Regions from separate parts of the Homo sapiens genome. Here region 2 is linked to region 1. Evidence: chromatin contacts called from ENCODE Hi-C data. All regions are on one chromosome and are shown on one strand. Each heading gives the region's core, a stretch centred on a gene start or an enhancer-like site at or near the end of the contact. The rest is flanking DNA. Distances are from core to core; before and after follow the strand shown. Region 1 holds the start of COMMD9 (COMM domain containing 9). Region 2 holds the start of TTC17 (tetratricopeptide repeat domain 17).

Region 1 (2,952 bases), core at 327-2,826:
CAGTCTTGTATAACCTAATCTCAGAAGTGATATGCCATTCACACCCACCATTTGCTATTGGTCATGCATACCAATCCTGGTACATGGTGGGAGGTGTCTACACTAGGTTGTGAACACCAGGAGGCTGGGATCATTGAGGGCCATCTTGAAGGCTGGTGACCACACTCCTCATTACTCTAAAGTAAGACAAGAAGGCACAATCCTGCAAATACCAAGGCAATATCCTCAAATAAGTCACAAAATTTCATCTTAGTCTAATCACTTTTTTGGGTGGTTGTTTATTTAACAAATATTCAATTAACCCAAGACAATGGGCCCAGCCCTATAGATACAGGCAGGAGTTAAACCTAGAACCTACATTGAGTTATAACAGAAACCAGGAATCAGGCCATGAGGGTTCATGGAAAAGAGAGGCCAAGAAAGAGAGCTAGAATCAGGACCCTGTGACAAAATGGTTCTAAAATCTTCTAATCCAGGAATGGGTTCCTCCTTAGACAATTTGATTTTTGGTTTCCTGGGCCTTGACAACATCCCCACAGAAAATGGAGTCGGGGAAGGGGAAGGGGGAGGAGAGGAGACAAAGGAACAAATGTCCTTAGCAGCTTACCAATTTCTGGAATTTCACAAATGGGCATTCTTTCTTAAGCTCGAATATATCAGAACCCATTTTTTGAGCTGGAATTTGCTTAAAAAAAAGTGGAGGGTAGGAAAAGAAAAGAGCCACCCAAATACTAAAGGTAGATAAAGGAAATGTCTGTTTTGATGTACGGTCTCTGAGAACAGGGCAAATCAGAGTCCAGTACTGCCAGTGCAAAATCACTCTTTACAATTATATTCATTATAATTACCTTTTTGAATAAATGAACTAAATCATTTCCATTAACCTCCTCCCCCATCTCACCCCCGTATAACAAGAACCTAGCTAGGTAGTAGCTTTCATTCCATTCCTCTCTTGTCCCCTCTCCCAAACACTTCCTCACCTGCTCTTGTAATCAGATCTTCTCTATGACTATGGGAAAGTTACTAAAAACCCTAAATGATTATTTCCCAATCTGGATAATACTAATAATACCAGCTCCAACCTACTACATAGGCTGAAAAACTATATACGCAGAAGTAATTTTACATTCAAGACAGGATGTGTGCATGTGTGTGTGTCAATTCCAAGAAGCCCGATATGCACAGCCTCATTTTCATTCCAAACACTGGTACGCCGATCACTCCTGAACAACTACGTTTCCAAGGCGCCTGCCAAGCTTGCAGGTGCATTCCCCAAGTGCGCCAGCCCACCCACATGGGTCAAGGGAAAACCTGTTTCCCTGACTTGGTAAGTAGACAAGTCAAGCCAATTTCCTCCCCGAGTAAACCATCCTCCGCCCTGGTCCCCCTAGTCCTTTGGTTCTAGAGTCTCGGGGTTTAGTCATCCAGCCGCCGCGTCCGTCTTGATCCGCGCTCACTGCCGCAGCACCACAACCGAAACGCCTTCCCCCACTCTGAAGGACTACAGCCCCCGGCAGGCCCCGCGACAACAGCGACAGCCACGTGACCTCGCTTCCCTGGGTGCCACGGTCATGTGACTTCGGCAAGATGGCTGCCCTGACAGCGGAGCATTTTGCAGCACTCCAGAGCCTGCTCAAGGTAAGTCGAAGGGGTGGGGACAGCGTGAGGTGGCCCTTTGTCTCCGAGACTTTAGACGGAGCAGGAATTGGGAACAAATTGACCCTGGTTTGGAGCCACAACTCTGCTGCTTGTTCTCTGTGTGATCCCAGGCAAATCGTTGCGTCTTTCTGAGCTTTTAAAAAGTAAGAACAAAATATCGTTTTGACAGGAACGTAAGATAAAAAAAAATAAAATAATGGGCATGAAGGCGCAGTACAACCTCCTGCTATTAGTCTTTGGGATTGGTTTTCGGTATTGGTGCATTGAAGTGGTAATTGCTAGACCCACGTTGTCAGTTCCCCATTTCATCCCGTAGCCCCTCCTGCATTGCACAATTAAGAAATTATCTCCTACTGCGTCTGCCCAGCCCTCCGAATGACCTGTGCGTTCAATGTTCCCTTGAGGTCCAGATTTTCCCTACTCTCTTTGACCTGCGAAAGGGGCAGGACATACTCCTGATAATCATTTGAAAAGTTGTGAGGTTGAAAGGGACCTACTTCATAGGGCTTTGTAAAGCTCAAATGAAGTATTATTATTATTTGAGACGGAGTCTAGCTCTGTTGTCCAGGCTGGAGAGCAGTGGCGCAATCTCGGCTCACTGCAACCTCCGCCCCCCGAGTTCAAGCAATTCTATGCCTCAGCCTTCCGAGTAGCTGGGATTACAGGCGCCCGCCACCAAGCCTGGCAAATTTATGTATTTTTAGTAGAGACGGGGTTTCAACATCTTGGCCAGGCTGGTCTTGAACTCCTGACCGCGTGATCCACTCGCCTCCGCCTTCCAAAGTGTTGGGATTACAGGCGTGAGCCACCGCGCCTGGCCGGAATTATTTAACTTATGATTTGCCCTGTAGGAGAAAGGGCAGCTTTATTTTCCTTCGTAGAACTTGTCGCTAGCTATTTGCCCGTTGTCCGTCTGTCTCATAAGAATGTAAGATCCATCAGGGACCTTTCCTTTCTTCCTCTCTCTTTTTTTTTTTTTTTAAACACCAGGTGAAGAGGGTTGAGTTACTCTCCTCAATTTATGGCACATCATCATCATCGGTCCATGTAATAGTCTCTGTTTTGTTTTACTTATTTATTTTTTAATTGCCTTCTCAGTGTTCATTAGCATTCTCCACTCCTAAGGGGATCTACTCTTTTGTTCACAAGTGTTAATGCCCAATAAGTAGAACAATAATACCTGGCACACAGCACGTGCTCAGTAAATAGCTGTTAAATGAATTAATAAATGAAGTAACAGAGCTGGGACTGGCAATCTAGGGCTCTCAGCTCCCAACCCAGTGCCTTTTCACC
Region 2 (2,834 bases), core at 207-2,706, 7.1 Mb before region 1:
CACATATATTTAAAGTCTCAGATAGTATGGCAATGAAAAGGAAACTGTTCTTTATGTATGTCATATAGAAAACGTTACCCAATAGGAACACGGTCTTTTCTTAGATATGCTGAAAACCACTCATGAATACCTAGGCGGATTTTTAGTTATACTTAACTTACTTGAGATAGAATTTGCAATTACATTACACGGCAAATCTAAATCTAAACCTCACCTTAAACGTTGGAATGTGTTCCTATCATGATTCATTACACACAATCCAAAGGACCAGTAATTTCCCACCACACTAGTTAAAACGTTTTAGATCAGTGGGCTAAATTGCATGGGGCACACAATTCACTTTCTAAATGTTTGCTAGACACTTCAAGATTGTCCTCAAGTGTTCGAAGTCAGTAAGTTTACCAATATTCTGTAGCGGAACACACACACGCACTCGTTAGGCATCAGCAGCATTTACAAAACGCAGGCAATCATAAAGTTATATAAGAAAAGCAGTCTCGCCTCTGAGGAATTAGTTCAGGCATACAAGAATCCAGGAAATCGCATATCCTCCATGCGAGGCTGGGTCACAAGAACTAGGTAAAGAAACAAAGCAAAGTGCACTGGGAAACGAGGGCAGTAACAGCTGAAAAGATGCAGGCAACGCCACCAGCGGCATCTTCAAGCATTCCTTCTGAAGGGGAGTGTTTCTATGTTGTTTCTAATGAGCCACTGCTGACCTGAGTAACGGTACAAGCTGAAACCAACACAACCAGAAACGAAATCCACCATGTGGTAGACGAGACTAGGGGAGCAGCACGAATGGTCCACAGGCTAGGGGTCCAGAAGCTGTCATACCATGGGACTCGCGCACACCCTGGAGCTGCCACCTGCTTTCTATTTCCTCGGGGAGGGCCGGTGACGCGTGAACCCGAGAGGCACCAAAGGCAGGAATCCTGAAATCTGTGATTTCTAAACCCCGAGCTAAAAAAAGGTCCGTAGGGCCCGTCTCCCGCAGCTGGGCGACTCTTCCCCACGCGGCGCGCGGCCCGCGAGGTGGAAGGGTGAGAACTTCTAGGGGGCCAAACGAGGACCAGGAGACAAGTGGGGAGCGGGAAGTGCCTGCCTGGTCCGAATGCAGGGAGTCCGAGGTCGCGGTGCCACCTCCCTGTGAGGGTAGGCTGGGGGCGGGGCCGCGCGGAGCCCAACAGCCAGGGGCCAAGCAGGGTAATCCCCCCGGGGCGAGGGCGGGCACGGGAGAAGAGGGACGCCCCGGCCGCTACCTGCTGCTGGATTTTCCCGTCCTCCGTGACGACCCAGTGCGTGGTGGCGAAGGCCCCTCGTGCCGCCACACTCAGCAAGGCGGAAAGGCTGAGGAGCCAGCCTGGGCCGGAGCAAGGCGGCAGCTCGTACCGGCCACGAACCCCTACTGCCGCCGCCATCTTGCCCCCCCGGCCGGGCCGCTCACACCGGAAGCGGAAGCTAGTCTCCGGCGCCCGCCATCTTGAAGAGGTCGGCCCTGGAGGAGGAGCAGGAGGAGGAGCCGAGAGGGCGTAGCTCGCTGACTACCAAGTTTCCTCCACCTCGGTTTTGGCGGCCAGGAAGCGCGACCTTCGGCTACTCTCCCAGCTTGGCTTCAGGGATGGAGACCGCTTTTTAGTTATTGTTTTTCTGTGGGTGATACGATCTCGGAGCGTGGGAACCGGAGGGAGACAAAAGCAGTGGCTTAGGTGGCGCTTAAGCAGAAGTGAAAGGACTCAATTTTATTGTTTTTTAAATCTTTGTTTTTTCGTTTTATTTCTGGTAGATAGTTGGGGAACAAAAGGTGTGCTTTCGAACCACCTATGGGAAGAGAGGTGTTGCTTTTATTCTTAAAGTCTCACAATAGTGGAAGCTTCAGAATGGAGACGGTTGTTAGTTTAGGGCACCGCTGTCCAGTAGCACTATAATGCGAGCCACGTGTGGAATGTAAAATATAGAGGGAAGTAACCCTACTAGTACATTTTATTTAACTCAAAGTACACAAAATATTAATTCAATGTGGTCTGTACAAATCATTGAGATAGTTTAGTTTTTTTTTTTTTAACTAAGTCTTGGAAATCGGCATGTTACACTGACAGCTTATCTAGTCATATTTCAGGGGCTTAATACCCGCATGTGGCTAACGTACTGGTCAGCACAGGTCTAAGCTAGAGGTCTAGGTCTGGAGACCAGAAACATTGGCATCACCTGGGAGCTTTTTAGACCTGCACATTCTCGGCTCTTCTCCCTCTCCCCCGCAACCTGCTGAATCAGACTACATTTTAACAATAGCCTCAGGTGACTGGTATACATATTAAAGTTTGAGAACCACTTTCTTCTAGTGAACCAACAGGCAGGCAGGCAGGCGTCAAGCTTGGCTGCCAGCTTCTTGCTAGATATGTCATTTTAGGTCTTTCAAGATTGCCCTCTGTGTGTGTTATTTAAGGTTGGTATGCTTTTGGTTTTCTCCTTGGGAAAAGAAGGATGAGAATATTGTTTAACCACTTCTCTACACAAGTGTATGCAGGAGAGCAGTTGCTAAGTGTTTAAACACCACGCTATAGAAATGTAGAAACAACCACAGCATTGGTGTTTTTTTTTTCTTCATTCCAGGAACAGCTTTTCTTAAAGGCCTGAAGACTGAACATTCATTTCATTAAAAATATATGGCTTATTTGCTTTTTGCCTGGTACTCTGATAGTCTCTGGGTATGGAAATGTAACCATTGGGCAGTGTGCAATATAGTGAGATATTATTGGCAGGTTAACAATTAAAATACAGGATAATGGGGGTGTATGAATGCATATGTACAGGAGAGAGCAACCAACCAGGTG

The links. A loop is a pair of places that touch in the nucleus more often than their neighbours do. Pooled maps may share reads with other maps.
Region 2: a loop to region 1 is called in a pooled map, with 12 times the contacts of the local background. The contact joins the promoter of TTC17 here to the promoter of COMMD9 in region 1. A Hi-C loop is called at or near these places in 5 of 50 pooled maps.

The regions. Positions count from the first base shown.
Region 1 is chr11:36,288,048-36,290,999 of GRCh38, reverse strand. It overlaps COMMD9 (COMM domain containing 9), which reads left to right and starts at 1,576. Exons shown (of 6, transcript NM_014186.4): 1 at 1,576-1,638. The coding sequence starts at 1,588. RefSeq lists enhancers at 1,426-1,675, 1,512-2,214.
Region 2 is chr11:43,357,542-43,360,375 of GRCh38, reverse strand. TTC17 (tetratricopeptide repeat domain 17) reads right to left here and starts at 1,456. Exons shown (of 24, transcript NM_018259.6): 1 at 1,263-1,456. The coding sequence starts at 1,421. RefSeq lists a silencer at 1,118-1,197 and an enhancer at 1,328-1,597.